Regions from separate parts of the Homo sapiens genome. Here regions 2 and 3 are each linked to region 1. Evidence: chromatin loops called from intact Hi-C (ENCODE). Cell type or tissue: PC-3. All regions are shown on one strand. Region 1 has its middle 100 kb from the start of MIR6134. Region 2 has its middle 190 kb from the start of MIR6134. Region 3 has its middle 180 kb from the start of MIR6134.

Region 1 (4,000 bases):
GAGTGTTCTGACTGCTCCACCAACCAGCAGTTTCCCATCTCTCTCCTTCTCCTCAGGCTTCCTCTTCTTTCAGACACAACAATGTTAAAATGAGGCAAATTAATAACCCTAAAATGACCTCTGTTCAAGTGAAAGGAAGAGTCACACGTCTCTCACTGTAAATCAAAAGCTAAAAATGATTAAGCTTAGTGAAGTGAAGACAGCATGTCAAAAGCCAAGACAGGCTGACACCTACGCCTCTTGTGCCAACCAACCAAGTTATGTATGCAAAGGAAAAGTTCATAAAGGAAATTAAAGTGCTACTTCAGTGAACACATGAATGATAGGAAATTGAAGCAGCCTTATTGCCGACATGGAGAAAATTTTAGTGGTCTGGATATAAGATCAAACCACCTACAACATTCTGTTAAGCCAAGCCTAATCCAGAGCAAGGACATAACTCTCTTCAGTTCTATGAAGACTGAGAGAGGTGAGGAAGCTGCAGAAGAAAAGTTGGAAGCAGGCCAGGCACGGTGGCTCATGCCAGTAATCCCAGCACTTTGGGAGGCTGAGGCGGGTGGATCATCTGAGGTCAGGAGTTCGAGACCAGCCTCAACATGGAGAAACCCCGTATCTACTAAAAATACAAAATAAACCAGGCGTGGTGGCTCATGCCTGTAATCCCAGCTACTCGGGAGGCTGAGGCAGGAGAATTGCTTGAACCTGGGAGGTGGAGGTTGCAGTGAGCTGAGATCGTGCCATTGCACTCCAGCCTGGGCAACAAGAGCGAAACTCCGACTCAAAAAAATAAAATAAATAAATAAATAAGAAAAGTTGGAAGCTAGCAGAGGTTGGGTTCATGAGGTTTATGGAAAGAAGCCAACCCCATAACATAAAAGTGTAAGGTGAAGCAGCAAGTGCTCATAAAGAAGCTGCAAGTTATTTGGAAGACCTAGCTGAGATAACTGATGAAAGTAGCTACACTAAACAATAGATTTTCAGTATAGATGAAACAGCCTTCTATTGGAAGAAGACACTACCTAGGACTTTCTTTTTCTTTCTTTTTTTATTTTTTATTTTGAGATGGAATCTCGCTTTGTTGTCCAGGCTGGAGTGCAGTGGCACAATCTTGGCTCACTGCAACTTCCTCCTCTTGGGTTCAAGTGATTCTTGGTGCCTCATCCTCACGAGTAGCTGAGACTACAGGTATGCGCCACCATGCCCAGCTAATTTTTGTATTTTTAGTACAGATGGGTTTTCACCATGTTGGCCAGGCTGGTCTCAAAGTTGATAAAGCAGTGGCAAGGTTTGAGAGGACTGACTCAAATTTTGAAAGTTCTACTGTGGGTAAAATGCTATGAAGAGCATCATATGCTACAGCAGAATCTTTCATGAAAGGAAGAGTCAATTAATGTGGCAAACTCCATTGTTGTCTTATTTTAAGAAATTGCCACAATCACCCTAACCTTCAACTACCCCACCGTCCTGATCAGTTGACATTGAGGCAAGACCCTCCAACACCAAAAAACTTGGTGAGCTCTCAGACAATTATTAGTTTTTTAAAGCTATGAAGTTTTTTTTTTTGTTTATTTGTTTGTTTGTTGTTTGTTTTAGACAAGGTCTTGCTCTGTTGCCCAGGCTAGAATACAGTGGTGTGATCATGGCTCGCTGTAGCCTTAGCCCTGACCTCCTGGGCTCAAGAAATCCTCTTGCCTCAGCCTCCTGAGAAGCTGGGACTAAAGGTGTGCACCACCACGCCCAGCTAATTTTTTAAATTTTGTGTAGAGACAAAGTCTCACTGTGTTGTCCAGGCTAGTCTCCAATTCTTGAGCTCAAGTGATTCTCTGGCTTCCACCTCCCAAAGTGTTGGAATTACAGGCATGAGTCACAACACTGGGCCTTAGATAATTTAAAGTATGTGCATTGTTTTTTAGACACAATGCCGTTGCACACTTCATGGACTGCAGTATAGGGTAAATATGTTTTATATGCACTGTAAAACCACGAAAATTATGTGACTCACTTTATTGCGCTATTCGCTTTATTGCACTGGACCACAACCAAACCCATGATATTTCTGAGGTAAGCATAGCTGAATTTGATTTGCTAATATTTTAATGTTTCTGTCTAAGCGTGATTTGTCTGTAATTTTTCCTACCCCTATTGCCATCACAGATTTTTATATGAAGGCTATACTCACTTGATGAAATGATTTGGGTGATTTCTTTCTTTTACATCCTCTGGAACTGTTTTTCTTTATTTTTATTTTTATTTTTATTTTTTATTTATTTTTTTATTGTTATACTTTAAGTTTTAGGGTACACGTGCACAATGTGCAGGTTAGTTACATATGTATACATGTGCCATGCTGGTGTGCTGCACCCATTAACTCGTCATCTAGCATTAGGTATATCTCCTAAACCTATCCCTCCCCCCTCCCCCCACCCCACCACAGTCCTCAGAGTATGATGTTCCCCTTCCTGTGTCCATGTGTTTTCATTGTTCAATTCCCACCTATGAGTGAGAACATAGTGTTTGGTTTTTTGTTCTTGCGATAGTTTACTGAGAATGATGATTTCGAATTTCATCCATGTCCCTACAAAGGACATGAACTCATCATTTTTTATGGCTGCATAGAATTCCATGGTGTATATGTGCCACATTTTCTTAATCCAGTCTATCATTGTTGGACATTTGGGTTGGTTCCAAGTCTTTGGTATTGTGAATAGTGCCGCAATAAACATACGTGTGCATGTGTCTTTATAGCAGCATGATTTATAGTCCTTTGGGTATATACCCAGTAATGGGATGGCTGGGTCAAATGGTATTTCTAGTTCTAGATCCCTGAGGAATCGCCACACTGACTTCCACAAGGGTTGAACTAGTTTACAGTCCCACCAACAGTGTAAAAGTGTTCCTATTTCTCCACATCCTCTCCAGCACCTGTTGTTTCCTGACTTTTTAATGATTGCCATTCTAACTGGCGTGAGATGGTATCTCATTGTGGTTTTTATTTGCATTTCTCTGATGGCCAGTGATGATGAGCATTTTTTCATGTGTCTTTTGGCTGCATAAATGTCTTCTTTTGAGAAGAGTCTGTTTATGTCCTTCGCCCACTTTTGGATGGGGTTGTTTGTTTTTTTCTTATAAATTTGTTTGAGTTCATTGTAGATTCTGGATATTAGCCCTTTGTCAGATGAGTAGGTTGCGAAAATTTTCTCCCATTTTGTAGGTTGCCTGTTCACTCTGATGGTAGTTTCTTTTGCTGTGCAGAACCTCTTTAGTTTAATTAGATCCGATTTGTCAATTTTGGCTTCTGTTGCCATTGCTTTTGGTGTTTTAGACATGAAATCCTTGCCCATGCCTATGTCCTGAATGGTAATGCCTAGGTTTTCTTCTAGGGTTTTTATGGTTTTAGGTCTAACGTTTAAGTCTTTAATCCATCTTGAATTAATTTTTGTATAAGGTGTAAGGAAGGGATCCAGTTTCAGCTTTCTACATATGGCTAGCCAGTTTTCCCAGCAACATTTATTAAATAGGGAATCCTTTCCCCATTGCTTGTTTTTCTCAGGTTTGTCAAAGATCAGATAGTTGTAGATATGTGGCGTTATTCCTGAGGGCTCTGTTCTGTTCCATTGATCTATATCTCTGTTTTGGTACCAGTAGAATGCTGTTTTGGTTACTGTAGCCTTGTAGTATAGTTTGAAGTCAGGTAGCATGATGCCTCCAGCTTTGTTCTTTTGGCTTAGGATTGACTTGGCGATGCGGGCTCTTTTCTGGTTCCATGTGAACTTTAAAGTAGTTTTTTCCAATTCTGTGAAGAAAGTCATTGGTAGCTTGATGGGGATGGCATTGAATCTATAAATTACCTTGGGCAGTATGGCCATTTTCACGATATTGATTCTTCCTACCCATGAGCATGGAATGTTCTTCCATTTGTTTGTATCCTCTTTTATTTCATTGAGCAGTGGTTTGTAGTTCTCCTTGAAGAGGTCCTTCACATCCCTTGTAAGTTGGATTC
Region 2 (4,000 bases), 88 kb after region 1:
TTGTGAACTGCACAAGTGAGGGATCTAGGTTGCGTGCTCCTTATGAGAATCTAATGCCTGATGATTTGAGGTGGGATAGTTTCATCCGGAACCCCCTTCCCACATCTGTGGAAAAACTGTCTTCCATGAAACTGCTTCCTGGTGACAAACAGTTCTGGGACCACTGCTCTAAGTATATACTTGTTGTCTTCACAACGTAAGCACTTACTGTATGGCTTTCAAAAGTAGGTTGTAAAATGCTTATTTACAAAGATCTCCAACAATTACCTTTGTGAGGTTATACCCTAATACTTCCTTAATCTGTTTAAATTTTTTTAAACATCTCAACAGCTTTGCGGCCAAGGTAATTTCAGACTATAGTGTCTTCCTCAAACATGACTGTTGTTTAAATTGATGTTATTGAGAAAATGTCTGGTAATATGAAAGGCTTTCTAAAGTCTAACTTTACACTCAAAGTGTGGTTTTACGGACTAGCAGAATCTAGCATCAGCTGACAGGAGATTTTTGGACCCCAACCTAGATCGATGGAGTCAGAATCTGCATTATAACAAGACTGTCAAGGAGATTTTTATGTACATTAAAGTTTGAGAAGCAAGGGGTCTAAAAGAGGGGTAGACAAACTACTGGCCCAAAAGTCAAAGTTGGCCCACCACCTGGGTTTCGTAAATAAAGTTTAATTGGTTCACAGCCAAATCTTTTAATTTACATATTGTCCACAGCTATTTTCCCACTGCAATGTCAGAGGTGAATATTTGAGCAGAGATCATATGGGCCACAAAGCTTAAATATTTATTATCCAGCCCTTTATAGAAAAAGTTGGCTGACTTCTGATCTAGAATATAAGACTATCCCATACTTTTTGAGAGGTTATGTTGAGAAAAACTATCAAGTTTTAAATCAAGTATTAGCTGTGACCTTGGGCTTTCACTTACTCTCTCTGAGCCTTTGTTTTTCTCATTTGTAGAATGGTGACAGCAATGACCAACCGGTGTGTGTGTGTGTGTGTGTGTGTGTGTGTGTGTGTGTGTGTAAAATCAATATATAAGATACATAATAAGATACACAATCAGATATTTGGATTTCAAATCTAGTACTCTTTTGAGCTTCTTTCATTCAAGATATAAAAATGGATGAGAATACATAGAGTCTCTTTTGGAAACACATGGCATCCCCTACTACCTCTTACTAATAAGTAACCATTTATGGAAGCGGATATCTGCAACAGAAAGTAAAGTCCATTAACCTAGTGAATCTATACATACCTGATTTTCAGCTCTCTTAAAAAAATAAACATGCCTAAATTTCATAGGTATGACTCTATTAATTTGCTGCTTTGATAGGCTATTTGTCCTCAATTTCACACTCATAAATTGTTACTAGGATCAAATCATTCCGGGAAAAGTAAAATCAATGACTGTGTAATGCTAAAGCTTGTAATTCAATGAAGATATGTGGGGCTCTCAGGATGTAGCACATTGTTAGACTGATATCAAGAACCAAAGCCTGATGAAAAGAATTTACTGCCTGGGGCTCAGTTGGGCAGCATGCCAGAAGTTCAGAATGTAGTAACATCACTCTAAAACTTGGGCTGGTGGGCTGTTAGGAATATGGTGAGAAGCAAGATTTTTTAAAAGTAACTTGCAGCACAACGTAGTTTTAAACTATTTCTTATAGGAAAATGGCAAATGAAATGTCTTTAACAAATAGACAATAGGGAGAAAAAGCAGATTGATCTATGGTGTGTATATTCCATTTATTAAGACCCACAAGTATTGAATGTATGACATATGGATAATTTAAAGGTTACAGAAAGAAAGTTTAAAACCAGCTCTTGTTGGCAGTTACAAAAAGCAATTAAATACTAGTAATTAAAAATGGCGATGGTATTTCCTAAAAGTTTCTTCAGAGACAGGGTCTCACTCTGTCGCCCAGGCTGGAGTGCAGTGGCATGGTCCCAGCTCATTGCAATCTCAGCTTCCTGGGCTCAAGCCATCCTCCCACCTTGGCCTCCTGAGTAGCTGAGACCACAGGCACGCACCACCACTCCCAGTTAATTTTTGTATTGTTTTTGGTAGATATGGGTTTTTGCCTGGACTCAGGCAATCCGCCGGCCTCAGCCTCCCAAAGTGCTGGGATTACAGGCGTGAGCCACCGCGCCTGGCCTGTGTCATCTCGCTTGGCCAATCAAAATCTAAAAACTCCAAGCTGAAAGTGGACTGTGGATTTCTAACAGCTTTTCAGAGTTAAATAGATTTGGAAGTCAAGACAACAATGACTAATTAAGTTGTCTAATATGAGGTGTTCTCAAGCTTAAAGACGCATCATAATCTCCTAAAGGGCTTGTTAAAACACACATTGCTGGGCACCACCCCTAGAATTTCTGATTCAGTAGATCTGAGATGGGATCCAAGAATTTTTCATTTCTAACAAGTTTCCAAAAAATGTTGATGTTGCTGTCTATGGACTACATTTTGAAAACCACTGGCTTAGATTACACTGTACTGGGAGGAAATGAGGAACCCTAACTCTCCATCTCTCATTCTGAATGTTTTAAACTCTCAGAGGGAGATCACAAAGGCTATAGTTACTTAAAAATCAGATGAGAAATTGCAAACACTCTTTGGTCTATCCATGCTATAAAATAATTCTTTAAAATAGTATTTGGATCACGAGGTTAGCATTTCAAACAGCTGACGTGACCTCACTGTATAAACATTTTGTTATTAGAATTCTTGTTAGAAGAGAAGAATTAGGCCAATTACCTTTGTCAAAAGTTTTGAAAAGTGAGAACAGTTTGAAGATCGCTTTTATTAGAACTGCTAATTAGGTTTTAAGTTATTATGCATAATTTTATTTATAAATAACTTGACATTGATTTTCAGTAGTTTTTGAATGCTTAGTATGAAAACGTGTTACTTTAATTTACTTATAAGTAGTAGAAGGTAGGTGATGTGTCTCTGCAATAAAAGCTATACAGTCATCTGGCATGACACTATTTGCATAATAAACCACATATTTACACCTTGGTTGCCAAATGTAGAAAATGATATGTTTATAAGATGCTGTAAAAGAAAAATCCTCCCCCAAAACCAAAATCCTGCTTTGAAAGATCTGTCTGCTTTTTATGTTTATGAGGAAACCTGAAGAAGTCAGTGACACGTGAAGTATGCAAATATTGGTAATCCTTTAATTAAATTTATGGTGGGATTTTGTTGCTAACCAGGAATTTGCAATGAAGTTTCCACACAGAAATATGTGTCATCACTGAATAGAACTAAAATATATAATAAAACCAAGGAAGATAATGTCAGCCCAGAAGTCAAAATAAAATAAAACTTTAAAAAGCAGTAAAGCTTTATTTGCTCTTAGTCAAAGGAGTTTCTCATTTTTCAAGATCTGCTAGTAGAATGATAAAACATTGTAAAGTCACAATGTTGCAGAAAATAAAATAAAAGAGGAATGATGATAATATTGGAAGTGAATCACGCACATGATATTGTGGAGAATAGGAAGGTTGAAGATGGGAATAGGAGTAGGCTGTGTCCGTGGTAAGTCAACAACATTCTTCAGTGCCATAACACATTAACATATAGCATTTATACACCAGGGAATATAGGTGTGAACAGAAAGAACCGCATTTTTCTCTTTAGTAACCCTGTCAAGATGTCCAAGCCATACTTGTATTTTCAGCTTGGCAAAGGGAAAGGACAAGATGAGGGAAGTCATGGAAGTATGATGGGGAAATCTAGGAGAAAGAGTAAATTTCCTCAGTTGCAAGTGAGAAAAACCTTGCATCAAATGTAAATAAAGGAAGACAATAAGCAAATTTACCATCTCATGTAACATGAAAATCGTTGTAGGTAGGGCAAACTTCAGGCGTTTTATAGCCAGGATTCCAGATCAATATCTCCAAGATTCTCTGGTTGTTTCCTATAATGCCCTCAGAAAAGGCTGATATTGAAGTGCTTTGTATGAAAAAACAGTCTTCTATTTATTTATA
Region 3 (4,000 bases), 79 kb after region 1:
TAGTCAATCCCATCTTAACCAAGGCCTTTGAGATACCAGAAATAGGTACTTTCTCTAATGTACCCCCTTCTCCACTGTCATCCTGGGTCTCAAGTACTCACATGTCACTAAGAGCAGCTATGAAGGGAAGGGCGTCTGGGTCCTAAATTTACATCTCAGATACGAATTCCAGGACAGATGGCAGAGCTGTGAAGACAATGCCTCAAGGATGCAACCCCTTCCAGAATGGCCAGGAGGCAGAGCTAGACCAGGGACATCAGGGCCACACTGGACCTGGCTCTGCCTTACAGCTGGTGTCCCAGGAGCCACAGACACACATATGCTCCCAGACCTCACTATGGCCACCTATCCAGACAGAATTCAGAAGCTCAAAATCAAAGACATAAACTAGCAACAAGATGTCTGCAAGGCTTTGGGGGAGCCCAACAGCCAGCTGTCACAGCTTTTGCTCACAGACAAATCAAGCAGTATCAAAAATATCACAGAAGCAATAGTTTTATGACCTGAAAACATCTAGCAGAGAAATCATAAATCTGTCTGAACAGTAGACCCAAGCAAAAATGTCTAAATTAAATTTTGAAGGCATTTTTATTTTACTAACAATTTTAAAACTAGCTTTACTTACCAAAGATTTATTAAAGTCACATGAACTAGAAAAGTATTTGGGCTAGTTATTTATGACTGTTTATTTTTAAGTCAATTTGGTGCCATGTAGAAAACATACAAACACATAGACATATACATACATGTAGACACAACATGCAACACATATGTGTATACATGTATGCATCTAAAAGCCAAAGAGTTCAAGGAATTCAATGCAAAAGAGAGCAAAGCTTTAGGCCTGAGAGGAACCTGGCTACCACTTTCAGGATTCTGTGAGGAAGGCAGATGACCCCCAGTAAAAGGGGAGTTAGTGGTACCTTTTTTTGTATTCCTCAAGGGGCCTCATGATTTCTGGATGTCTCCTTTAGATCCCTTTATATGATATCAAAAGTGGCAAGAGGAAGGAGGGACAGAAGTGAATGGGAGAACAAGTTTTAGAGGAACCCGTCTGGGGAGTTTCTACACTTCCCAAAAGGTCAATGAAGTTCTAGTTAGCAGGAGTTTGAGAAAAAGGGATCTAGTCAACTAAGAAGTTCCTGTGGGGAGAAGCAAAAACCCAACATAGAGAAATGGGGTAAGCCTTAAAGATATATATTTGGCATGATTGTCAGTTTTCAATTAAGCTGACTTTTGATTATAGAGCTTTTTAAAAAATATTATAAATATCTTATTATTAGGTTTTCATCTAGGACAAGCAGCAAACATTTTGCCATATTGTGAGCAGCCAGCATTTCACCTGAATGGTGGGAGCAGGATCACCCTTCACTCCCTACACCTGGGAGAAGCTGGCTGAATTTCAGCGGGAGGCCTATCTCTCTGCTCCAGAAGAGAAAGTGGGATAAGTGGGAAAAATAGTTGCTATCATGCTCTAAATATAAACCAAAGTTTTAAATCAAAGGCATACCTTCAAATGACTCAAAACCAAAACAAATAAATACACATGAAACCAAAACCATGAAGTCCTTTATGGCCTTAACCAACATCTCCAAAGAGGAAGCAAAAAGCTGTAACCCTTCCACTCTCAACCACGGCTTAAAGAAAGGAAAGTTTTGCTAGCCACAGTGGGGTGCAACCCACTTCTCTGTCCAGCTATATTCTCTGGGGTCTCAACCTCTCAGCTAACTGTCTGCACACAATAGTCTAACAACCTGTGTGCCCCGATAGATGGTAAATTAAAAGAAACAAACAGCTGGTAAGATAAACAGGAAATCAAAAGATGTCCATGGGGAAAGAAAGGATTACAAATGAATGGGTACCCCCCAAAAGTTAAAAGTCATACTAATATAAACTCAAAACAAATAATTCAAACTAATTCTTATAAATGTTTCTCTTTTTTTCCGAGTTAAAGGATTTACATTTCTAAGGGACTGGTTTCCTGGTTGGGAATTGAACCCAGTCCTTGGCACCAAATCCTAACCACAGGCTGAAGTGCCTTTTTGCAAATCCCACAGGAAATCCAAAGTGAGCAGTTTGAGTGTTCAAAAAATGTTAATTTTGTTTTAAATCTGATTTCTGCTTTTTAAAAATCTTGTCAAGGAAGTATTTAAGGTTATATTTCTGTTGCATCTTTTCATAGGTACCAATGAGATAGCTGTTTAAGATGAGCGCTCTCTGAAAAGTTTTCTTTTATTCTTTTAAATATAGCTAATTTATTTATTTTAAAAGTGACTCAAGCCAATAAACCTTCTTTATGGAAAGTCCCAGAGGTAACTAGCCAGGCTTGAATACCAGGAACATAAGTGGCATTTTAAAAATGGGTTGCAACCCCCATGATAAAACTACACCAGAGTCACTAAACGTAAGGACTTTTTCATACAAACGCATTTCTCCTATTAATCTGAACTTGAAAAGGAAAAAAAAAAAGAGATAAACAGTGATTTTTACCTTCTGCTTGATCAGATTCCACAGATAGACACCCAGGAATCTGATTGGTAAGAAATTCTTTCCCTTTTTGCAGGCTTGTCAGGTCCTGGGTTCCCTTGACTATAACTTCCAGAAGAGCAGAGTGGTTTTGTTATAGTAGGTAGCTAGTCAGACACCAGACACGAGCAGGGCAGGAGAAGGGCCGCCCCCACCATGAATGTCAGGCGACCATGAGGTGATGGTTAGGTGGTTGTTAAGCTACTATAATAATTGGTTGCAGCCAGCGCTAGGGAAAGGCACTAGATAGAAAACACCTGAAACTGGTGATCAGCCGCCTCCTGATAAGATCTCAGGAGTTGGGCAAGTGGCCTCAATCATGCACATTAAGAGGCAAAATGGTGGCATTTACCTGATACATGACCTTCTAGGGACACTCGACTGGTAAGTGAAGAACACCTCAAGTGAGCATGCACACAACTCCAGTAAACACACTGCTCATGCAGCCCCTCTCAAGTGCTAGCAGGCCACTGCACATATGGACAGCCCTCCCCAAAGGAAGAATCAAAGGAGAAAGGACGCAAGACCCTGGAAGCATGCCAATGTTTAAAACTCCAAGTCAAAAGATTAAACTGCACACTTCATCTCTCAAGTTGTCCGCTTGGCCCTCTTCCAAGTGTAATTTATTTCTTTTCCTTCCTGCTCTAAAGCTTTTTAATAAATGTTTACTCCTGCTCTAAAACTTGTCTTGGTCTTTCCTTCTGCCTTATGCCCCTCAGTCAAATTCTTTCTTCTGAGGAGGCAAGAATTGAAGTTGGTGCAGTCCCATATGGATTAATTGCCGGTAACATACTTTGGTGCTGCATGACTCAGATATGTTCCGCTGCTAACAGTTTGGGGTTATCTTGCTCACAGTGCAAAATCTGTAGGGCCCAAGGGAAAGCTTTCTCTTAGCTTTGTAAAGTTTCACTGAAAATGAACTGACAATAGTCAGATTAATAGGGGAAAAGGCATAAAAATTATGTTAACATGCAAAGCATGGAGTAATTGCAGGAGATTAATTACCCAATAACCCAATGAGGTGCAGATGCTTATATACTCTTCTTCATAGGAGAAGGGGAAATGGAGTGGAGGAGTAAATGATTTTTAGGGGGGAATGAACAGACCCAGGAGGCAGACATTATCTTGTGAATGATTCTCTTTGGAAACTGAATAGAATGAGCAAACAAACAATGGTTTGGGACAAAGTTCATCTGGGCTCTAGATGTGTTGTTTAATTTTCAATACTTTCCTCTGTGATATGAGTTTTAATCTTCTCTCGTTAATGAAATTTCAGGGAAGGGATTGAAGGCAATTTGTTGCTCTTTGATAGGTCCAGATTCTAGGTAGATAAAGGAACTTCAGAGATCAGTTTCATCCTGTGCTTTGGAGAGAGAGTGTTGAGTTGGAGTTGGGGAGGAGGTCAGAGAGATCTTGAGGTTGCTTCTTTAGTTTAGCATATCAAAGCACCATATTTGGGGGTTTTATTTTCCAA

The links. Hi-C counts contacts between places; a loop is a spot of excess contacts. Peaks named below come from ENCODE experiments on the same cell type or tissue, not always from the same donor. Only the 100,000 strongest peaks of a DNase experiment are listed, where the experiment ranks them.
Region 2: it touches region 1 in a loop (8-fold over the local background); 1 of 110 quality-filtered maps calls a loop at or near these places.
Region 3: it touches region 1 in a loop (7-fold over the local background); 1 of 110 quality-filtered maps calls a loop at or near these places.

The regions. Positions count from the first base shown.
Region 1 is chrX:28,389,667-28,393,666 of GRCh38, reverse strand. No RefSeq gene overlaps it. Among named protein-coding and RNA genes, the nearest start is that of MIR6134, 100 kb to the left of the region's middle. In PC-3, no CTCF peak of the experiment used is centred here; a DNase peak (open chromatin) is centred at 1,946; H3K27ac peaks cover 348 bases.
Region 2 is chrX:28,301,229-28,305,228 of GRCh38, reverse strand. No RefSeq gene overlaps it. Among named protein-coding and RNA genes, the nearest start is that of MIR6134, 190 kb to the left of the region's middle. In PC-3, no CTCF peak of the experiment used is centred here; no DNase peak of the experiment used is centred here.
Region 3 is chrX:28,310,744-28,314,743 of GRCh38, reverse strand. No RefSeq gene overlaps it. Among named protein-coding and RNA genes, the nearest start is that of MIR6134, 180 kb to the left of the region's middle. In PC-3, no CTCF peak of the experiment used is centred here; no DNase peak of the experiment used is centred here; H3K4me3 peaks cover 351 bases; H3K27ac peaks cover 2,083 bases.